3 separate regions of the Mus musculus genome follow, and regions 1 and 3 are each linked to region 2. Evidence: chromatin loops called from intact Hi-C (ENCODE). Cell type or tissue: heart. All regions are shown on one strand. Region 1 overlaps Srsf11 (serine and arginine-rich splicing factor 11). Region 2 holds the start of Zranb2 (zinc finger, RAN-binding domain containing 2). Region 3 holds the start of Ankrd13c (ankyrin repeat domain 13c).

Region 1 (8,000 bases), 500 kb before region 2:
GGGCGCCAGGCCTGGGGATCGCTGAGTTCAGTGCGGTGATCGAATTGATCCCGGAGAACAGGATGGCGAGTGACACGAAGCTTGGCCCTTAAGCTTAAGTACCCACCTGACAGCTAAAAGCTGTGGTGAAGGGCTCGGACTTCGAATCCTGCTCGCTTACAGACTAACTTATGCAGTTGGTCCCACGCTTACGAAGCTCATTTTTCACTGATTTACCGATAATCCAGTCTTAAGAAGTTTTAAAAATAACTTCGGATAATGAAAATGTAAATACTGACCTGGCATGGTGGCGCACGTCTTTAATCACAGCACTAGATTAGGCAGAGTCAAATGGATCTCTTGAATTGGAGGTCAGCCAGGTCTACACAGCGAGTCCAGGACAGCCAGAGCAACAGAGAAACAGTCTCAAAAAAGAAAAAAGGAAAAAAAAAAGAAGAAGAAAGAAAGAAAGCAAAGAAAATTTAAATGCGTAGTTTTGTTGTAAATACAAAAAAGAAAATTTTATTTAATAAGTAGCGATTTCCTGCTTAGTTTTTCCTGGAGTTTACAAAGTATTGATATATTTTCCCAAACGAAGAAGTAGCCCTCAACTATCCAGGGCTGGGGATATAATTCCCTAACGTGGGCAGGGCCGTGAATCCTGTGTCCAGCGCAGACCAAATTCTTTGACTGAAATTGATTTTCTATTACATTCCTCTTTAAGTTTAGTGTTTCTTTTTGCACACGTGAATAGGGTTTCACGTGCCCTGGTGCCTCAGGAGGTTAGAGAACAACTTGAGGGAGTGGGTTTTTTTTTCCACCAACCTGCAGAGCCATCTCACCAGTATGAAATGGTTATGAGTCTGGGGGATGTTTAGAGATTCACTAGAATGCAGCGCCCAGCCACCTCAGTCGGGTTTATAAAGGCAAAGAATGCAAAATTACAATGTGTTTATGTTCAAGCAGAACAAATTTATTTACAGGAACATCAGTTAAAAATATATATCCTTAGCAGTCCTTAACATAGGAGGTCTAATTTTGCCTAACTACAGAGATTTTTAACTTTTAAACATAGTTAGCCATCAACATGTCAGCCATCACAGAAATGAGTTTTTAAATTAATTTGTTTTCTGTGTATTTATGTTTGTGTTTTTTTGCTCTAAGAAAATATCAGATCCTTTGCAACTGTGGTTATGCAATGATTGTGAGCCGCCTGCCATGTGGGTGCCTGGATCAAACTTTGGTGCTCTGAAAAAACCTTAAGTGCTTCTAAACACTGAGCCATCTTTCCAGCCCCGATTTTCTCCCCTTCTTTTAAATGTAAAGAACATATGCAGGGAGAAGGCTGCATAACTCTTTTGTCATCCTAATGAGAAAAACAGTATTAGTTGAAAAGTAGATTTGGTGTGGTCTGACCATACTGTATCACATGCAGTTTCTTCACCCAAATGTATTTTAGAGTTTTGTTGTGTTTTGTTTTAGAGTCTACAGAATCTATGTAGCCCTACCTAGCCTGGAACTCACTATGTAGATCACACTGGACTCCAACTTGAAATCCACCCTGCCTATCAAGTGCTAATATTAAAAATGAGTGCCACCACATCCAGCATATTTCTATATCAATAGGTATGAACTGGCATAAGGATTTGGCTAATACAAGTTCATAATATACTGTATGTTATACTCATATAGCATGTGAAAAATAAACAGGTTGTAGCCAAAATTATCTCTTGCATTTGAGAAAATTATCTATTTGTTGCTAATTGATAGAAACTGGAAGGTAATTCATGGATTGAGCTTGTTTATAAAATATATGAGGGTAGTCTTGACAACTAGTTCTTTATGGTAGTTGAATTACCTTAAGACTAATAATGCATTTAAAATGAAACATTTTTCAGTAGTGGCACTCAAAGTATTTGTGGGTTTTAAAATTAGACAATATGGGGACAATTGGAAGGCTCAGTTGTTAAAAGCACCTACTGAAGCCCGGCAGTGGTGGTGCACCCCTTTAATCCTAGCAATTGGGAGGTAGGAGGCAGGAGGATTTCTGAGTTCAAAGCCAGCCTGGTCTACAGAGTGAGTTCCAGGACAATTCACAATTGCCTTTAACTCCGTTTCAGAGAATATGACCTCTGCCAGCATCTGCACACACATGGTGCACATAAAGGCTCATACAGGTACACACACAGACATAAATTTTAAAATTTTTTTAATTAGACATTCTGCATTATTGAAGTAGCGCCAAATAAAATAAAAGATCACATCTTTTGGGATGTAGTTCAGTTATAGAACACTTACATATCTTGCAAAGACGTTGGGTTCTATCACCAGCTCTGGAATACTGAAAAGCAGCCCTCTTCTGTCCTGCTAAAGATTAGGCATACCTGCCTTTTTTTTAATGGAGGTGTTTGGCTATGGTTTATTATATGCATTTTATTTAATATCGCTTGACATTACTTAAAAAAAAAAAATAAGCAATCAAGTCACCCAGAAAGTGCTGATTTGTTTCGTGACAGAAAGTAAAACTTATTATCAAATAAAGATAGGGAAATCCATTCTTACCACTACAATTTAATAGTACATTTTCAAACATCGCTGTGTCCCTCATGAAATTTTGTTTATATATTAGACTTTTTTCATAGTTGAAAGCTATAGTTGATGACTGACTTATTAAATAAGTAGTTTCCGTTCTAGTAAGAGAAAAAGAGGTTAATTTGTGCAGAGTTTCTTGCCTTTTTAGTACATGCATTTCTTACATCTCTATGTTTGCTTATGGAGAGAACTGCAATTCCAATAGATTGGGAACATTGGCTGTCTTTTCTTTGTTTTCTGTGTTATGCTATACTTCTAGCATCTCAGAAATCTCTAGAAGTTAGTAGAGATATAGTATTTGGAGAAATTTGTGAGTTTGGGATGCCTTTATAATATTGGAGAAATAGTAAGAAGAAAGAATTTGTTGCCTATATCCAGATTCTATAATTCTGTTGCCTTTTCTGGCAAATAATTACGATCACTTAAACTGTCATAGATTAGATATACTTACTGTTTGTCTTAAGATTTTTGTCACCTGCTTTTAGCTATATTATTTCTGTGAAAGTCATTAACAATGATAAGTATTTCATTGCCTATTCAACTTAGTAGCTCTATGGTGATAGTCAAAACAGATGGAAAATATTTAAATAAATTACTTTTTTGCTAGCCTTTCTGCATCAAATGCCCTCGATTACTGTGCTCAGTAAGTCTTACATAAATCAGATTTGTAGTTAAAAGATTTTATCATGCCGGGCGGTGGTGGCGCACGCCTTTAATTCCAGCACTTGGGAGGCAGAGGCAGGCGGATTTCTGAGTTCGAGACCAGCCTGGTCTACAAAGTGAGTTCCAGGACAGCCAGGGCTATACAGAGAAACCCTGTTGGTTTAACTATAATTTTTATTATAAAACATAAAGCATATAGAAAAATGTAGAGATGGATTAAACCCAAGTTTGATCAGGGACCCACATGGTGGAATGAGGGCACCTTCAAAGGGCACTGTGACGCACACATACACTATAAATAAGTAATAAAATTTTTTGTTTGAAATGTAAAACAGTATTAAAGATTTTCATATACCTTTTACAGCTAATAAACTGATGTTAAATAACACTGAAAATCAAAAGACAAAGCTTGAGCTCTTATTATTGTGTTCTTTGTTCTGTCATGGGCATTGTATGTACTCCTGATACTAAGAACGTTGATCTGTGAGAATCTGTAATTAACAGTGAGTGATACCTGTTATTCGAGAAACTACTTAACACTATCTTGGGAGTGATTGATGAGTGATCATGTGTTTTGTTTTGTTTTAAACTCTGATGAGGCACATTAGTCAGCCCCTCCCTTCTGTGCTTAAGAACTATGTCACTGAACTAGTGAGTAGACCTAGCAAGTCAGTTGCATCCTTTTCAGTATTGGCCAAGAGTTATTTGCCAAGTGTAGAGATTTGTAACTCTCCGTGTAAAGTCTGAGGTTTTTAGCTCTCGGTAGTTTTGAGTCAAATAAATTAGCGTGGCCTGTATGATAAATGACTAATTAAAGTAGGGTGGGGTGAGTGTTCATGTGTTCAGTGCTCGTTGGAAGTAACTCAGAATTTGTGCTAGGTTCTGCAGTCTGAGACATACATTTGAATAACAAAAGCAGTGCTGTTACTAACAGGTGGTATTGAGATGAGATTAGGGAACTTAGTGGCTTCTGTAAAGGCATAGAGAAAGTAATTTGGGTTTTTTATGTTGGAGAACTGGAATAGGTCAGATGTGGCTGAAGAAATAAGGCAGGGGTCTTTGTTTTGTTTTTGTAGTGAAGAATGCTCGTGTTAAAGCGGGTGTATTTCAAACTGCTGACCGTATACTGTAATATATTGAAGGACAGTAAAGGTAAGCTAAGTTCAGTGAGCGAACAGAGAGGCAGGGCGTGTGTGTTAAACTGTCTTTGCTGGAGGTTTCAGCGGCTAGGTGGAGGGATTCTGCCTGAAAATGCTTCTGGTGCTATGTGGAGTAAGCAGGAACCATTTCTGAGGTGGCTCAGCTGGGTGGGCGCAGCCGGGACAGTTGCGGGAGCGCGAACTGGACGCGTACTTCCGGGATATGGGCGCATGCGCGGGCGGGCGTGTGGAATTGTGGGCCGGCTGCGCTGCGCGAGGTCCGCGGCCGTTTGTGTGCGGCCGGCGGCCGGTGCCGCGCGCTCTCACTCTGTCTTGTGTTTGATGTGTTGAGCAGGAGGCAGCCCGCGCCATGAGCAGCACGGCAGTGGTCCCCAGCGCGCCAGGCCCGGGCCCAGGCCCCAGTGGCGGGCCAGGCGGCGGCACCGAGGTGATCCAGGTGACCAACGTGTCTCCGAGCGCCAGCTCAGAGCAGATGCGTACGCTCTTCGGCTTCCTGGGCAAGATCGACGAGCTGCGCCTCTTCCCGCCGGAGTGAGTACCGGGGCGCTGCGGGCCCGAGGCCCTTCCGGTGAGGCGAGGCGCGCGGTCCGCCGGAGCCTAGCGTGGAAAATCCGCGGGCCTGCCAGGCCGCAGGCCAGGGATAAGCGCCCGATTGGAGTTTAAGGAATGTTTTTCCTCTTGGTGTTGTTTATACCATCATTTTGCTTTGGGCACTTAATGTTTCGATTAAATCCCCCTTTTAAAGGAAAAACTAACCCAGTGCTTTGTTAGAAAGGAAGTAAAATTGTTGCTGTTATATTCACTTGATGTAAATAAGGATTGCTCTTAAGTAATTTTGAACTAGGGAAGTGCATCAAACCCTATAACCCTTAGACAGAAGACTCAGTCAATAGACCTGAATGCTGTTTTTATATAATTCAGAGAAATTCATCATAGCTGAATCCTGTTGTGTTTAAATAATTTACGGAATGTTTAAATTTGAGTTAGGGTTTATGTGGGTTTTGTCTTGTTTTAAAAGTGGTTTTTATTGCCGCGGTATTAAACGTGTATTCATTGTAAGGAACAAAGAAAGTATGAAGATAGAAAACACATTTGAAATAATTGTATGTCCTCTAGAAACAATTATAACGTTTACTGAAAACATAGTGGTTAATGTTAGTAAAACTACCAGCCAAATTTTGGTGGTTAATGCTGTCCCTTAAATTCAGAATAAGAAATGAGAATCATCACAGTCATCTGTTGTGTGTGTAATCACTAATCATGCTGAAGTTAATCATACAAGTCTTATGTGTTAATTATTAATTTTCATGACTTCCCTACTTGAAATATTTTTACATAACTGTTTAGTGCTTGACATAAGTATGTTAACAGTTTCGTAGTGTTTTAGGAACAGTTGTTTGGAGCAGAATCTTGACCTTGGAAATCCACAGGGTAGCTCCTTATAAAAAAGCATACAGAAATTGATGTTGTTTATTTCAACACATCCTACCCTTCAGATTGCTCCTAAAACTAATATTAAAACTACAAAAAAGATTATATATTCAACTTGTGATTTTAATCTTGCAGATTACTAAAAGTTTTATTATAGTCACTCACTTTGTTTATTCTCCAAAGCAAATCTATACTGTATTATAAAAGATAAAAGAAGTGGGTGTTAGCCGGGCAGTGTTGGCGCATACCTTTAATCCCAGCACTTGGGAGGCAGAGACAGGCAGATTTCTGAGTTAGAGGCCAGCCTGGTCTACAAAGTGAGTTCCAGGACAGCCAAGACTACAGAGAAACCCTGTCTCGAAAAACCAAAAAAAAAAAAAAAAAAAAAAAGAAGAAGAAGTGGGTGTTGTATTGGGCTTTTTACTTTTTTGTTTGTTTAGTTTTTTTTTTTTTCCCCTTGTAGACCTACCTAGCTAGTGAACAATACTTTAAAGGAGGTTGTGATAGACTTAAGCTGGTCTTTTTGTGGTGATATGGGTAATTCCATCATAAGCTGAATAGTTGCAGGGTTTGTTTATTCCTTGAAATGATATAGGGTACTGTGTACTCACCTTCAAACAGTAGCATGGCAGCTGTCACCAATTCACAGAATAAGGTCAGCCTTCCTGCCTTTCATAGAACAAGATTCTTGAGTTCATCAGCATTCCATTTTGAAGAATGCATACCCCAAACACACTTACTAAAACACTTCAGACCAGGGAAGGGCTTCGTAAGTGTGTGTGTCGGGGGGGGGGGGGGGGGGGGTCAACGTAGGCTATGCTGACCTCCAATCAGTATTTTCCTGCTTTTACTTCTCAATTGCTATGATTTATAGACATGGTGTTTATTGTAGAAGTGGATAGTAAAGTATTTAGTTTTAAAGGAATTTCACAATGGGATACTTACCTAGGTAAGGATCCCAGTGACACATGTCAGTGTTATGCTGTACTCGAAGGCTACTGTCAACAGATATTCATTTGAAGCCTTCATAACCAAACATGATCAGTGATCACTTTAATGATCTTACCCACTTTTCAAGAAAAATATACTTTAATGAGTTATTGAATATTTCATGATATAATTAGAAAGAGGCATATGAGGTCAGTAAAATTGTTCTCAAGTGATTGTTATTTTCTTACCTGTGCTGCCTTTTACTTTATAAAGCGTAAAGGTCTTCTGCTTAGAAATGGCTGACACAGTACTAAGGTAGAGTTAAAAGACTGGTGTAATGGCCTAAACCACAAGTTCTTTTTTTTTTTTTTTTTTTTTCTGAATCTGTTTCCTATTTTATACATGTGTGTGTGTGTGTGTGTGTGTGTGTGTGTGTGTGTGTGTTTCATTGTGGAGTGCAAATAGGATTTTACAGGTCTATACAGTGTTTAGGAGTGAGCTTGGCATGAACTCTTCTGGATGGTCATCCTCTTCAGAAACAGCATCAGAACTTTGTCTGCCAAAAATCATGCTTTTAAACCACAAGTTCTTAAACTTGAGTGTCCATGAATAGGGGGATCTTAAGAATGTCCCTCCTGGGAAAGATATTCTGATTCTGTGGACTCTTGGTAAACACCAGAATTCACAATTTTCTATGTACTTCTTAGAAGATACTTTGAAATTCTTTCAGCAGTAGAAGCATAAGGGAACTGTTTTTCTTATCTTGCTTCCTTACACAGAATAAAATGTATTTGGTAAGTGGGACATAGTTAACTTGAAGGCAGTTTTTTCTGACTTTCTAAAAAATTGTTTTATATATACTTCAATAATGGTCTCTCTTTATTTAAGATTCCTTTTCTGTATATAAATGCTTTGCATGCTTGTATTTCTGTGCCTTGTGTATGCCTAATGTGAGGCCAGAAGAGTGCACTGCATCCCCTCGAACTTGAATTATTGACTGTTGTAAGTGCCCATCTGGATGCTGGGAATCGAACATGGGTCCTTCACAAGAAGTGCTCTTAACCATCTCTTCATTCTAAGAATTAGTTTGAGTTTCGCTGTTATTGTGGTGGTGGGTTGGGGTTGTTTTCACCGAAAATTGGGCCAACAGTTACCGGTGTTAAAGAATGCCTATAATTTCCTAAGGTGCTGTTCTGTGGGTTTTAAAAACAGAAGGTAACTTCGTTTTGAAGAACTTTGTAAATG
Region 2 (8,000 bases):
AAATTTAAAAATCTATTTAATATAACATACTGAGAAGTGACATAACTAGAAATTCTGCTACTGAGGGGAAAAAGCAGTGCTTTAATCAAAGGTTCCATTTCCTATCATCTCTGAATCTACCTTAAAGAGTTTGGTCTCACCTTTCACAAATATGTTTGCTATTCTTAGTGCCCTCTATGAAATCCTTTGCAGTTCACTAAATCCTGTGACTTAGTTTGTAAGACAGCTTTCCTGTAAAGGTTCAAGGTCTGTCTACAGGACCAGGACTTTATGTAAGACGTTTTTCTGGTCCAGTGCTTTTTCATATATGTAGGATTTATTTACATAGCACAAAATGTGGAGATTGAGAAAATCAATACAAAATGAAATCTAAACCTGAAAGAAAAAAGTATTCTATTTTTTTCAAGCTGTCATGTGGCTGCTGGGAATTTAACTTGGATCCTCTGGAAGATCATCCAGTACTCTTAAGCGCTGAACCATCTCTCCAGCCTAAAAGGCAACAATAAAAAAAAAAATCTAACAAGAAGCAATTTTTATGGAAGGCAACTTAAGATTTTTCAAGTTGCTTTCATATTATAAAAGAGACAAAAAGTAGAATCAAAACAAAAACCCCAAATCATGCAATTATTCAGCAACAAAAAGTAGACCACAAGGTCTTCAATGTCCCCCAGACCTTTGGTTATCAGCTCATTACACACTACCACAGCAACAACTGGTAACACCCCTGAAAGATACCACTTAAAATTTCCCTTTTACTATAGTTAGCCTAAGACCAATGAATGTTTGGATCAATATGGCATAGCATCTTGTCACATAATTAGCAAGAGTTCATCATGTTGTTGCAGTAACAGACAGCAATCTGAAGCACATACGTTTTGCATTGCCAATCATTGGCACTAAATAAGCCCCGGCTCTTCTCTGCCAGTGTCTTTCCTATTTCTGTTCCCCCAGCTTTCATCATCTTGGCCTCAGTTGTCTTTTCTGCAAACAGACAAGAACTCGATATAAATCCTGGGAAATAAAGAAATGATCTGCATATACAGTATTAAGAGAATTATCTGTCAGCGCTCACCTCGACCACATCTGTTACAGCTGGTTCTCCTAGCAAAGTTTACATTTCCACACCTGCAAATAAAGTGAGATGCACTTAGAGTAGTAATTCCTAGATACTTAAACTGTTTACATTTTAAACTGTCCTCACTACACCCTGGAACGCAGAACAAGCTTATCCCATTATGTTAATATAAGCACCAGCAGGGAGAAGGAAAAGCTGGGTAAAAATCTCAACCTTGTGCTTACAGTTACTGTGGGAACCACTTTGGGACCCAAACCTTGCTATCTTCAGACTGGTGTATATCATTAGTTACATAAAAGTCTCTTGTTCCAAAGTGTCAGACTCTTCTATAACAATTAGACAAGATACCAGAGAGAGTTAAAAAAAAAAAAAGGAATATCAACTTTCATCTTGTTTGTTACAAGTAATAAATGTGATGAGTTTTAGAAGCATAAAATTCAAGCTGGGCAGTGGTGGCACAAGCCTTTAATTACAGCACTTGTGAGCTAGAGGCAAACAGATCTCTGTGAGTTCCATAGAGAAACTCTGTCTAAAAGGAAAAGATTAATCACAAAATCCTAGGGATGGATCCATCAGGAATGAACAGTTACAGAAGGACTCCAGAGAATTGATGAAACATTCTTTGAGAGGTAGGAAGTGCGATGATAAGGAAAAGACTGATATATTAACTAAAGACAGAATTAAATTGTAAAGAAATTTGAGTATTATAGTATTTATCAAATCTAAAACTAAAGAACAGAAAACAAAACCACAACCAACAGAAAAAAGTGTAACCTTATGACATTAACTAGTTAAGTTTTCACACACTTGCACTACTTTAGTATTTGTTAAAGCAGTTAGATACTCCAATTTAAAGCTTAAATAAGTAACGACAAAGAATCCACCACCCTATTAAAAAACAATGAATGAGATAAAATAGTGAAAGGAAGTGTAACACTAAACTGAATGGCTCCAGACAACTTTAAGGTCCCTTTTTCTGTTAAAAAAAAATACACACGTTCCAAGTAAAACTGAAAATATATTCTGAAAACTGTCTCCTTGATTTACATATTCAGTACAAATAACATTTAGTTTCTGCCGAGTTTAGGTGTACAGGACTTTGAATGAAGGGTCCTCCCAAAATATACATGGGTGCTTTCAGTAAGAACACAAGAGCACAGTTTTCTACGAGTCACACAGAAGGCAGAGAGGCTGGTGTCTTAATCTCTGAAGGGTTCCAAAGTGTCACACAGTTCCTGCAGTGACAGTCCAAGAGGATCTCGGTTCTAGTCTGCTGACTTGGTATGCTTAGCCTGATATCAGTCTGATACCAACCAAGTGGATCTGAGTGACATCATTTCCTTGCTCTCCACACACTGCCCATGTTATTTCGGTGTTAACTGTAGTCGAGCAATGTATTTTCTAGCAAAGGTACTTCAGGCTAGACGCTCTGCAGTAGACAGAAGAGTAAACCCGGGTTTCCTTCAGCTCTGACTCTGGCTTTCCAAGAACACGAGCTGGTACATCACTTTTCTTTAAAAATAGGGACACCTATTCAGAACGATCTCTGTGGCCATAAGCGGAGCACACCGGCTTCCCGGCCACGTACGTGCCCAGGCCTCCTGCCTCTCGGCAGGAGGATGAGAAAAGCCAAGTCACTGGGGACGGATCGCAGGCCCGAAAGCACGGCGGCCGCAGGGAGGGAGCGAGGGACGGAGGGAGGGAGGGACAGCGAGCGGCCCCGGCAGAGCTCGGAGCAGGGCCACTGAACCGTGAGCTCAGCTCCGCGCGGGGTCACGTGCGGGCCGCCCGCGACCGCTCAAGGCCGGCAGCGACCGCCCCGCCGTCCCCACAAAGGCCGCGACCCCGTCGCCGCCCTCACAGGGACCTCCCGGCCACCCCAGGTCCCACGGTATCCCGCCACGCTCACTTCTTGTCAGGGCAGATCCAGTCCCCGTCACTGACTCGGAAATTCTTGGTCGACATCTTGGACGCCAGCAGCAGTGCCGCCCGCAGCGACGTCCCCACCGGAGCCGCGGGGGCCTCGCGCCGGGCTGTCCTCGCGCCGCCGGACCCGCCCTTCCCTGGGGTGGGGGAGAACTCACACCGCCGGACCGCGAGCCTGGAGCAGCGGTGCGGAGACGACGCCCAGGAGCCAGCAGCCCGTCCTGAGGCTCTGCTTCGCTTCGGCCTTACCGAGCTCCTGAGCAGGCGTTGTGAGGACAGCCCGGCCCGGCGGCCATCGCAGCCGAGTTCTCCGCAGGCCGAAGGACCCTAGAGAAAGGCGCTTCCGTTTCCGGGGCGGGGCTAGGGCGCAGAGGCGGAAGTGACTCGGCGCGGCTCGATAGCCCACGGGCTTGCGCGTTGCCTAGGGTTTACTGGGGCGAGCAATAAGGTGGGAGGCTCGAGTCTTTGGAGAAGATACTTTATTTTTATTTTTGGACAGAGACTGAGGATTAAACCAGGTTGCCCCGGACATTACTGTTTCATACATACCACTTGGAACCTCTGTCAGGCTTCTGTAGGCCACGTCAAAAAGATAAACTTTTTTTCCTGTGAGAACATAGGGTCTCACTTTTAGCTCCACCTGGCTTGTGTAGTTAGGCTGCTTAGTATTTGGATGGAAAAGTCATATTAATGAAGGGAGATATCTCTCCTTCTTGGGCTGTTGCTTAAAAACTTAGCTTTAAAAATATTTAATATGTGTGAGAGATAAGCCCTGTACACAGAGGAGCCACCCCAAGGTTTTAGAAATAGGAAATAGTATTGATACAATTCTGACCCCAACTCACTACCTTTCCCCAGATTTAACACTGGCCCTTTGGGTTTATTCTCGTTCTTTATAAAAGATTTAGTTCATATACTGTATGCTTATTTTTTAAAGTGAGAAATGGTACAATTTACTGTGACAGAGGGTTGCTTTTAGTTCCGCGTAGTTTCTGAGTTTGCAGTTAGTTGCATGTAGCTCACTTTTATTTCAGTCATGCATATTCACAATTCTTTCTTGTGACAGTTAAGCCCCAAACCCTGCACTTTGTCACAACGTGCATTCAAGTATTCTTTTTAAAAGATTATTTATTTTATTTATAGGAGTACACTGTAGCTGTCTTCAGACACACCAGAAGAGAGCATCCGATCCCATTACAGATGGTTGTAAGCCACCATGTGGTTGCTGAGAACTGAACTCAGGACCTCTGGAAGAGCAATCACTGCTCTTAACCACTGAGCCATCTCTCTAGCTCCCCCCTCCCCCATGCAAATATTCTTGCAAATATTCTTACAGTTAACACCCAAATCTATGTTTTGGCATTGTTGATCAACTCTCGTGAACATTTGTGCACACGGGTTCTGGCATTTATATTTCTCGCATATAGCTCTTATCCAGGAGAAAAAAAAATCATTAAACTGCTTTGGTTTTAATGTCTAACACTTTTGATACTTATATTCATCTTGATCATCTCACTTGAAAGCTCTTGGATGTATTTTATTCTGATAATTGTCCACACCTTCCCAGTTATTTCATATTGTATAATCACTGATTTTTTCCTGGATTTTTATCTTGGGTAATGTGGAATTTTTATTTTCTTTTAGCAAGCAATCCTGGGGTTGGCATCACAGGCTCAGTCTTGCGTGTGAGTAATGGTTCTATATCAGTTGGCACCGCTGAGTATTAGCTGTGCTTTTATGTGTGTGGGTGTTTTGTCTACATGTATGTCTGTGCACCATATGTATGCTGGGTGCCCTCAGAGGCCAGGAGAAGGTGTGGATCCCCTGGAACTAGAGTTACAGATGGTTGTGAAATCAGCATGTGGGTGCTGGGAGTCAAACTCTGGACCTCTGGAAAAGCAGTCAGTGCTCTTAACCACTGAGCCAACTCTCCATCCCCTGCTATCTTGATCTTGCTATCTGTCCTTCACACAAACACGTGAATTGTTTTGGTATCTTAGCAGTACTTTTAATTGTAGTTCATTACATGAATCATATCCATCCTGCTTTGCTTGGTTGATACTTGAGCACAGAACTTGTATGGGTTCAGACTAGATTTGGAGGACATACCTCTCTGTCCATCTCTTTCTTAGATTCCTCTCACGTAGTCTGTCTTTCAGTGTTCCCTTTTCTTGGCCCTTTTGTGAGAAATACGAGGTTTCCCTTGGATTTTTAGCAGCTTGTCATAGCTAAAGCATTTGACTAGGGCCCTAACACAGGGTGAAGTGATGAGGGAAAGAGAAAGGTATGGGATGTTTCCCACCCCCACCCCCCACCATCCCCCTCCACACATGTAAGAGTACAGAGACTTCCTCTCCTTGTCATTATATGAAAGTATAGTTTCTCCTATACTTTCACTCTGGGTGGGAGGAGAGCTGTGAAATATTTTAAGTGTTTCTTTACAATCTGGTAGCGCACAGATGTGCATTTCCCCAGTTCATACGGTTGGAAAAATTGTTTTTAAATTAATTCAATTATTATTAATTGTGCTGTTACTACAGATTTACTAGCTAGTTGCCTGGCTAGCTACAAGAGAAAATAGCGGAAAAAAAAAAGCAACTATCAACAAACCCATACTATACCCATCCTACTAAGCTTTGGCTCTCTTTGGTAGTTTGCCCATAGATAAGGGTGTATTTTATCTAAGTTTTCCATACAGTTAGTGAAGAAAGACAGATAGCAGTGAACCTGTCCTGTCCTGTCCTCTGTTGCTGCAAGTCAGGGAAGTGTAAAATTAAAACCATAATGTATAAAACTATGACCCACCCATCAAAGTGAACAAAGAGTGCTATAGGGTGGCCAGAGTCCTTATTGATTGCAGGCAATGTGTCTTCATCTGCATGTGGGTTGATTTATGCTATTTTAATTTCATAACAGTGTGAATACGATACCCAGTGCATTTCAAAGTTTGAATTATGAATTTTTCATAATCTAATGATATTGGTATACTTAAGATTCTGGATAGTAACAGTGAGCTATCATGAGGGTGAAGGACCTATACTCTATAGTGTACTGTGTCACAAAGCTAATATGCTCAGTCAGTTATGTATATTCATTTTTTCAGCTTAAAATAGGTTTATTTTATGGGATTTTTAATCCAGTGAACTTTATGTAACCCTAGAACAAGTCAAGTAGCCTTTTATATTTGGAAAATACTTGTCAGACCCCACTAAATCTGAACAAATGCATGCATACATTATGACCCTGAAACTTCTCAGGGTGTTTCCTAAGCCCTGCAAATGTTTCTATTGAAGGTATGTACAACAGAGTTCATAACTTCATTACCCATGTTGCTTCCAGTTGTAAGTTTCCAGACTTTGTCAGTAGTAGCCAGAGCAAACTGATAACCACCTAGTCATTTAGTAAAATGCAATATACAATAGTAAGAATGACATTGAAACTGCATTGAACACCATGAGGGTCACCCACATTAAACTGAGAAATCCAGACACAAAGTAGAAAAGTCTGTATCATTCTATTTATGTTCAGTTTAATAATTTTAGAATTATTCTTGTACAGTGGTTACCAATGAGACTAGGGATTATGATCAGAGCTAGTAAAATGGCATGCAGTTATTGTAATAAAGGAACAACTGTAGTTAAAGCTTCCAGGAGAGTCAAGTCAATAGAAAATTCCTCTTCAGTGAGTCTAAGATAGAATAAGTACAACTTAAAATTATGATGCCAATAACCTCAACAGGTGAGTTTAAGGGCCACAGATGGCTTTTCAGGATGGGATATTCCTAGGGTAAAGAGTGATTGTGCTTCTCTTAGCATGAAAGAAAAATGCAACTACCCATTTTTAAGTTTTAATGCTTTGATTGGTAATTTTGTCTTGTCTCCTAGGTACATGCAACCTATCGTGGTAAAACACTCAGGGTGAATTATTCATGCAAGTTATTCTTATACTGTATTATAGATTGATAAATTATCATGCAGACAAGCAAATCTTGGTCTCTAAGAGGTTAATTAGGTATTGGGGGTATATGTAAGTTTTTGAACTTACATTTTTTTTAAAGTCTTTAGTTATTCTGCTATGGCTCTCTCTACTTGCTTAGAACCAGTGTCAACATATATGCTTTAAATGCCTCCACTAAAGCCAAACCACAACAGTCAAAGGAGGAGCCTAAGAGGGGTCTAAGAAGAGGGATTTCATGGAATGTTGGGTAAGAGCACATTTTAAGTCTGGAAAGGGGCTTAGAAAAGCTCTTGTGCTTCAGTAGTATACTTTAGCTCTTAAGACCAACTGCCTACATCTTTAGTCCACAAGACAGCCAGTTAGAGACTATAATACCATGCTTGGACCTGAGCAAGCAGGCTCTTAGCCTGACCTGGCCCAGCTGTGCTTAAGGAAACCTTTATAGAGATCACAGTCTCTTGTGTCTTGGGCTACTCCAAACCTGTTCCCTTGTAGGTCCTATTCGATAGAAACCCTGGGCTGTTTTATTGTCCCCTGGTGGTAGTGATGAGACACTTAGGTTTTAAGGTTCTCAGGATGCTCCCTTGCTGTTGTGTATGGGTCCAACAGATGTGCCATAAGAGCTCTGGAGCTGTCTTAATGTGAGATGAGCTAGGGTTGCATTTCCATGTCAGGCCCTCGAGGGAGGCATTGTTAAAGTTCCCACTGACCAGGACAGCATTTTTAAAAATGGGATCATACAAGTTTGGATCACTCAAATGGTGCTGACAACTGATTAAAAAGTGATTTGTAATAGCCCAGGATGCGTTCAGACTTCTGGCCTGCACACTATATACTGATGAACTTTGGAGAAGTCACATTTGTAAAGTTGTGTGTGGACCCTCCCCTTTCCCCAGGGAGGTATAGGTGGTTATAAGTTCCTTTTGTTTGCCTCAGCCTCCATTGTTTCTGCCTTCCAGAGTTCCAGTTGGCATGTAAGAAAGCAATTGTTATGGTTACTCTTGTCTCTTCCCAGGGCTTTTCCTGTGGCAGCCCAAAACCA
Region 3 (8,000 bases), 410 kb before region 2:
GAGAGATCTCTCAGCAGTTGAGAGTACTAACAGCACTGATGAAACTTCTGAAGACCCAGGTTCAATTCCCAGCACCCACATGGCAGCCCACAATTGTTTGTAACTCCAAGATCTGGCATCCTCACACAGACATGAAGGCAGAACACCAATGCACATAAAAAAATAAAATAATTTTCAAAAAGAAGTTGGATGTGGTAGCACATGCTTGAAATCCCAGAGTTGTAGAAACAAAGGAAGGCACATAAAATAAAAATAAATCTAAAAAAAAAAAAGTTTTAATAGCTAGGCTGGAGGCGGAGGCGGCTAGGGTTAAGTTAACCTGCAGTAATGGGAACAACAGACAACCTGGGTTCAATTCAATCCTGGGACCCACACAATGAAAGAGAGACTTAATTCTCCACAAGTTGTCCTTGGATCTTCACAAACAGGCATGCAGAAATAAATTCGGTTAAAAAAAAAAATACTGATCTTAGAGTTTAATGGGGACACTATGAAACTACAGAAGAGCACAGCAGTGCCTCTTCCCTGAGTGTGCCAAAAAGAGGCATGGTTGCACTTTTTACAGGCAAGAGCCCATAGCTGCTTTGATCATAAGTGATATAAAGGCAGCTAAATGAAATACAAAAAAAGGTGAATTTTGGTGGGTAAAGGTCAGGAGTATCCTTTAAGGATATATAGAATTCTAATTATTCTGAAAAGTATTTAGTTTTTAAAAATGATAAATACATAACTAGAAGCTCAACAATCAGTAATTCCAAAATTTCAGTAGTTCCTATGGCATCCACTTATCTCTTAAAGAGCATTAACTTGCAAAGGGGATGTTTGACCATTTTCAAAGAGACTTTAAGGCATGTAACTAAGTTCTAAAGGCAAAGATAAAACACAGCTACTACTAGACCACGTCTAAACAGCATCCTACTAACCAATACACTAGGGCTACGATTCAACTGTTTAAGTCGGCATCTAGTTCTCGGTAGCAGTCAAATGTGCTTGGTAGAACAGCACAGTAAAATAGACTAAAAGGCCGGGCGGTGGTGGCGCACACCTTTAATCCCAGCACTTGGGAGGTAGAGGCAGGCAGATTTCTGAGTTCGAGGCCAGACTGGTCTTACAAAATCAGAAGACAAAGACAGAAAACTGAACCAAAATCATTCATTTTTTTTGTTTTGTTTTCTACTTTTGTTCTAATTTTAGATAAAAAAAAAAAATCTAAAAACCAATGAAATTCAGGAAGCTTATTTTCACAGGTGGTATTGCATTAATGTGCAAAACCATTTTGTGCACAAATGTATAATACCATCTTGAGCAGTTTACCTAATTAATTAATGTAGAATGAATGGTCAGGTTAAAAACAGCTGCCAACAATATTTGCCTGTTAATAAAACATTGAAAAATATTTTCAACAATTACTATTTCACAAGACCTTAGTTAGATACAATCCACAGCACCACGAAGTAGGGGGGGGGGAGGCAGGGGAGGATGCAAATAAGTCTTTACAAAAACAACAACAACAAGTTGCTTTAAAGGGGTTAAAAAATCACCAGGCAAGATTCGGCCAAAAGTAGATACTGATACCGTTCACTACCAAATATACCATGCTTTCTCAAACATGTGCTGTCTTAGTCAGGGTTTCTATTCCTGCACAAACATGATGACCAAGAAACAAGTTGGGGAGGAAAGGGTTTATTCGGCTTACACTTACATACTGCTGTTCATCACCAAGGAAGTCAGGACTGGAACTCAAGCAGGTCAGAAAGCAGGAGCTGATGCAGAAGCCATGGAGGGATGTTTTTTACTGGCTTGCTTCCCCTGGCTTGCTCAGCCTGATCTCTTATAGAACCCAAGACTACCAGCCCAGAGATGGTCCCACCCAAGGGGCCTTTCCCCCTTGATCACTAATTGAGAAAATGCCTTACAGGTTGGATCTCATGGAGGCATTTCCTCAACTGAAGCTCCTTTCTCTGTGATAACTCCAACTGTGTCAAGTTGACACATAAAACCAGCCAGTACATGTGGCTAAGACTTTATAATGAAAACCATAGTATGTCTTTAGTCTCAATCAAGATGAAAAATGGTCCTGGTGTGGAAAGAGCAACAAAAACAAAAGTCTCTTCAATTGCTTTGGGAAATTAAATGCGGACACATTTCAGTATGGCTTTCAAAAACCAGTGTTTACAGCACGAGGTCAGTGACGGATAAAAACTCACATCTATCTGCGCGTACCTGGGCGGTGAAGACCGGCAAGAAGGGAGGGAGGGAAAAAGGAAACGTTCCCTAAAACCCAGAAGACCTGCCTGGATGTGAGATAGCCCGACCTTTTGGCACTCGCAAAGACTGCCGCAGAGAAAATGCAACCTGTCCCGAAATGCTCAGGTGGAAAAGAAGAAAACATCCTTGCTGCACCCTGACCCCTGGCACGCTCGCTGCACCTGAAAAGACTCGAGGTTTTCCGCCAGAGGAAAACACGGTGCGGGAGAAGGGACCGGGAACCCGGAGGCCAACGGTCACCCCCACCCCACCTCCGAGGGGACGGAAATTAGGCAAAGCTCACCATGATTATCTTTCTGTCCGATATTGTGCGTGCGGATGAGCGAGGACAGTCTCCTCACGTCCCCCTTAAAGACGCACTCGTGGACCGGGTAGAGCGAGGGGCAGCCGCCTCCGTCAGCGACTAAAGCGGGGTTGCTGCCGCCCAGGCAGGCCGGGGCAGGGCAGGTGGCAGTCACTGCGTTGTGCTGCGGCGGGGCCGGAACGCCGGGGCCCGGAACGGCGGGCGCCTTCAGCTGCAGCCGGTGGTGGTGGCTGAAGATCTTATGGCAGGCCTTGCCGCCCTTGCCGCTGCCGCCCGGTCCGCTTCTGCCCCCGGTGAAGGCGCCGCCGAGCGCGGCTGTCGCCTCCTCCTCGCAGGGCTCCAGCACGTCCCCGTCCTCTTTGCTGGGCTTGTGGTCCCTCCGCAGGGAGCGGATCTTCTCCCCGGTCATAGCCGCCGCGGCGCGCGGGACAGGCTCCGGGAGGCTCACCGCGGGCCGAGCCGGCGCGGCGGCGGCGCCGGGCGATTAGAGCGGCGGCCGCGAGCCTAGCACGCAGCATGAACTCCCGGGGCGACCGCGGGTCCGCGACACGCGCATCTCCCGGAGGCGGCGGCCCTCGTCTCGGACGAGGAAAGCCGCAGCTCAAGAGACCACGACCGCACGACGCCCGGCGCCGCCGCCGCCGCCTCCTCCTCACTCGGAAAGACCCGGCGCAGCCATCTTTCCCCGGCTCCTCTCGCGAGAGCTTCGGAGGAAACGCCGCCGCGGAGTGTTAGAGGGCCGCTTCTGCGCTTGGGTCAGGGTCCGGGCAGCGCCCGCGCTCCTCTCGCACAGGGTTCCACCCTGGGCCGGGCCCTGCGGCTGAATTCAGACCCAGACTCAGAGCTCTGACCTGGTGCTCTGGGCCTTCGTAAAGGAGGAGGTCAACGGCAGTTACGAACTCTAGCTTAAAGGCTGAAACCCTGTTTGTCAACCTCCCTCAGAACGACGTAGGAAGACACCACCGGATATCGGACGTGACGTCACTCAGCTGCGCTGGACCTTCAGTAAACACTCGCTAAGACTCTGCTGGGTTCCCTAACCTGTGCAAGGACTTGCTCAGGCTGGCAAGGCTGTAGGCGAGGAGAGATGGCCAGTTATCCTGGAGGAATCTAGGGCCTGACTTTGGAATTCAAAGGCTGTTTATTACACCGGGAATGGAGGATTTTTCAAACAGCTGTTAGTTGAGTGTATTTGGGACAAACGTCAGAGTTAAAGTATGTGGAGGATGCTTACTTGAGGAAATGGAGTAATTGTTTTTAAATAAGTGGGCAGTAACCCGGGTGAGAGATGATGAAAGCATGCTCTGGGATACAGTGAATCCGGAAAAAGCTTAAGACTCCTTTAAAAATGAGTTCAAATTTAGCATATTGAAGTTGGAGGTCCTTGGTGTTTTTACACAGAGTGCTAGTTATACAGTTTGGAATTTTGGACATAAATTCTTTGGAAGTAGGAAACGGATCTTAGATCAGATTCAGGAATTGCACAGTAACCCAGCGAAATAAAATGGTGTAGAACAAAAGTGCCATAAGACGTATAGAATGAATAGTCGAGGTAGTGAGTGGGAATCAAAGCACTGTGTGTGTGTGTGTGTGTGTGTGTGTGTGTGTGTGTGATGAAATTGTGAACATTTAGAAAACTAAACTGAACATGGTGGCTCACATCAATAAGTTCCAGCACTCCAGAAACTGAGGAAGGGCAAAAGGATTGATCACATGGATTCAAGGCTAGCCTGAGCTACAGAGTGAATGCTGTCCCAAAATTAGTAGATGGACCAGTGACATGACATGCCACTGAGCATTCAATCCCTGGGACCCACATGGTAAAAGAAAAGAACCCATTCCAACAAATTGTCCTCTGGTGCATACCCACACACACACACAAAATTAGTCTTAAAAAAAAAAAAAAAAAACAGTAAATAGTAGGTAGGCAGCCAAAATCATGTACCTAATTACTGGCTGCTACCTCTTGATGGATGTTAAAACTCCTAAGTGTTCTTTCAGTGAAATCAAACACCATGAACATTTTTTTTTAAGACAACCTATTGTGGTGGTATATGCTTACAATCCCAGCACTCGGGAAGTAGATACAGGAAGGTTGCCTCAAGTGACTGTTCTCAAAAAACAAACATCTCATCCCTTTAAACTTTGAGGTTTAAGGCTTATAGTATGTAATGGGTAGGGACATCAAAATATGAGTACTATTAAAGATATTTAGTACAAGAAAAATGTAAATTCTGAGATTCTGTAACATCCCAATATAACATAAGGGGAAATTATTAGTTTAAATTGACACAGAAATCAAATTTCAGAAAGTCTTTGTGAAGGGCTTGGAGAGGAGGATCGGCAGTTGAGAGAAGTGGCTGCTTTTTCAGAGGACCTGGGATTCAGCTTCCGGCACCCACATGACAGTTTACAACTATCTGTATGTAACTCCAGCAGTTTCTGACTACCTAACACCCTCACACAGATATACATTCGGGCAAAAAAAAAAAAAACATATAAAATAAAAATAAACAAAATCATTTTTAAAAGTCTTTGTGGAGGAAGTAGTATCTGAAAGAGGTTTTAAAGAACTTATGAAAGCCCAGTCTCCCCAGTCCCTTGTGTTGTTTTATTGGTTTTTGTTTCGTTTTGTTTTTTAACTTCATGATAGTGCTATATCTGCATTACACCTAATAAAGATGAGTATATACACAAGTTTGGTTTTTATAAAATTCTGAAGCAATTTTGATACATTTTATTGCCACAGACCCTCTGGATCCCTTTGTCTGTGTGGAATGGGTCTCTAGTCGCAGGTGGGGAAAGTGTCTGATGGGATGACAGATAGATGCACACAGGAGAGGTTGTGTAGAATCTGAATGTAATTTGTCAAATCGAACTTTTTATACAGAAGACAATAAGGAAGTTGGGTGACACACTCACAAGGTACAAAGAGGTTACTGGATTCTTACATAAATCAGAGGAATGCAAACACAGGTCTAACAGGAACCACCTGGGATAGAATTCATTGTTAACAACTGGGATCAACAAGGGCTCCACCAACAACATTATGAACTAACCAGTACCCCAGAGCTCTTGACTCTAGCTGCATATGTATCAAAAGATGGCCTAGTCGGCCATCAATGGAAAGAGAGGCCCATAGGTCAGGCAAACTTTATACGCCCCAGTACAGGGGAACGCCAGGGCCAAAAAATGGGAATGGGTGGGTAGGGGAGTGGGGGGGGGGGTGGATGTGGAGGACTTTTGGGATAGCATTGGAAATGTAATTGAGGAAAATACGTAATAAAAAAAAATAAAAAACAAGGGCTCCACCTAAGATTCACTTAATTTTAGAAGCCAGGGTCAAGGGCTTCGTGCCCTTGCCAAAGTTCCTATTTTAGTCTATTGTATAGTCCACCTTCCCCCTAGGCCATTGTAAATACGTGCGTCTGGGTATAACTCAGCTATCTATAGTTCTAAGTATCTACTCTGGTTTCTCCTTAGGTCTGAAACTCCCTTCTTCCTAGGTGATGGTAAATTCATGTGTAGGGCAGTGACTTAGTTTTTATTCAAAGTGATAGTGTAGTACCAGAGGCAATTCTGAATGTCACTGAATAGCAACATTTTTACTGAATTTCCAAGCCCATGGTCTTGCTCAAGGACTTTCTAGGACTGTTGGAACACTGGTGAAGGCTTTAGCTATGTCAGAATTCAATCTTAAAAGGCACTTATAATAGGATAATACTAAAAGAGAGCACGTGGATCCATACACTAGACTAACTCGGGAATGGAAAATTAATGTATGGGTTAGAGAGAACGCCAGACTCCAGGAGTGAGTTTCCGTGAAACCCTTCTGCCTCGTGTGTAGCATCCAAGCCTCTCAGCTTGTCAAGCTGACTCAACCAGAGCGTGTGGCACTTTATAATTCATATTATGCTCCCAGAAAATCTATTCCAAATATTAGTGACAAGAGTTTTCTGTGGAATTGGGCATGGTGGTACACGCCTTTAATACCAGCACTTGGGAGGCAGAAGCAGGCAGATTTCTGAATCCAGGACAGCCAAGGCTACACAGGAAAACCCTGTCTCGGGGAAAAAAAAAAAGAGTTTTCTGTGGTATTGAAGAAGAAGTCTATGGCAGGAAAAGACTTTAGGATCCATGTTGGAAATCACCTCTCCTAGCAGCAACACAGCCTCCTGAATTATGTTTCCTGTCTTTCCTTCTTCCTCATTCTCCATTACAATTTCCATATGCCTCCTTCATCTTCTTGGCCTTTGAGTTCTGTGAGGAGGGAGCCATACTTAGCGTTGCAGTGTCAGGGATGAGATGCATTGCTCCCATGCTGGTACCTGCAGCACCCACAGGTGTGCTTCAAAAAGACCTCTGCTCTCCTAAAACTGGACAAGCCAGTTAAAGCAGAATTTGGATTTACTAAGAGGAGGCAAACATGTTTAAAACAAAAAGAGATGCACTTAGGAAAAGTGCCCAAATGGCCTTCTCAAGAGTGTCACATTCGGGGGCTGGAGAGATGGCTTAGCGGTTAAGAGCACTGACTGTTCTTCCAAAGGTACTGAGTTCAAATCCCAGCAACCACATGATGGCTCACAATCATCCATAACGAAATCTGACTCTCTCTTCTCAAGTGTCTGACGACAGTGTACTTACATATAATGAATAAATAAATCTTTAAAAAAAAAAAAAGAATGTCAAGTGTCTTAACAGTCAGCTAGTTGTGGTCATTCCTAAATTTACACCATTCAAAGGGCTTCCACGAACTAACTCACTCCTCCTCCCCTCTCTCTTAAACCATGCAGTAGTTTCTGGGATCCTTTGGATAAGGGAGAAGAGCTGTCCCATCCTCTGCCTATCTCAAACCCTGAGCTTGGTTTTCTGCTATTTAACCTTACTTGAAATACCTCTACATAGCATATTCTCTCTGGGAAACCGTATTATAAAATTCAATCCGTTGTATTGGAATTGATTCTTGACTCTCAGATGCTGGAAGGCTCCAGAGTGAAGGACCCCTTCAATTAAAACTGCCTTGAAAGCATGTAATAACCTACATAGCACACTTAGACCAGTTCTCACGAGTAGCCCTTCGAGTCCCGAATTGGTGACCTTCCTGGTGAACCCCTCAGCCAGTCCCAACCCTGGATGGACTCTTCAGATCGATCTCCATCAAGGACATGAGTAGAAGGAAGCAGTAGCACACTCAGCTCGCACTGGGTGGGGAAGTGGGTGACCTAATTAGTGTTGGCCAATTGGACTGATCTCTGAGTAGAAGTTGAGGCCAAGTTCTCAAGATAGTAGAACTATTTCACAAAGGGGATTGGCTCTGAGAGATGCAGAGACAAATTCCAAGAACCAGCAGCAAGCTTTAACACCCAGACATGGAGGAGGAAAGGAAGGGAGGGACTCCTGGGATAAGAAGGGAAGGAAGGAGGGACAC

The links. Peaks named below come from ENCODE experiments on the same cell type or tissue, not always from the same donor. Only the 100,000 strongest peaks of a DNase experiment are listed, where the experiment ranks them.
Region 1: a loop joins it to region 2, with 5 times the contacts of the local background. A loop is called at or near these places in 15 of 42 quality-filtered maps.
Region 3: a loop joins it to region 2, with 13 times the contacts of the local background. A loop is called at or near these places in 5 of 42 quality-filtered maps.

Annotation. Positions count from the first base shown.
Region 1 is chr3:158,028,377-158,036,376 of GRCm38, reverse strand. It overlaps Srsf11 (serine and arginine-rich splicing factor 11), which reads left to right. Exons shown (of 13, transcript NM_001379531.1): 2 at 4,729-4,925. Among named protein-coding and RNA genes, the nearest start is that of Srsf11, 4.2 kb to the left of the region's middle. In heart, no CTCF peak of the experiment used is centred here; a DNase peak (open chromatin) is centred at 4,646; H3K4me3 peaks cover 4,143 bases; H3K27ac peaks cover 1,775 bases.
Region 2 is chr3:157,529,459-157,537,458 of GRCm38, reverse strand. It overlaps Zranb2 (zinc finger, RAN-binding domain containing 2), which reads right to left and starts at 3,294. Exons shown (of 10, transcript NM_017381.3): 1 at 2,985-3,294; 2 at 1,073-1,125; 3 at 873-981. The coding sequence starts at 3,040. 4930592C13Rik (RIKEN cDNA 4930592C13 gene) reads left to right here and starts at 3,369. Exons shown (of 2, transcript NR_152231.1): 1 at 3,369-3,449. In heart, no CTCF peak of the experiment used is centred here; a DNase peak (open chromatin) is centred at 3,338; H3K4me3 peaks cover 2,418 bases; H3K27ac peaks cover 1,674 bases; H3K27me3 peaks cover 2,757 bases.
Region 3 is chr3:157,942,508-157,950,507 of GRCm38, reverse strand. Ankrd13c (ankyrin repeat domain 13c) reads right to left here and starts at 3,508. Exons shown (of 13, transcript NM_001013806.2): 1 at 2,552-3,508. The coding sequence starts at 2,981. In heart, no CTCF peak of the experiment used is centred here; DNase peaks (open chromatin) are centred at 2,617, 3,307 and 3,517; H3K4me3 peaks cover 2,686 bases; H3K27ac peaks cover 1,917 bases; H3K27me3 peaks cover 383 bases.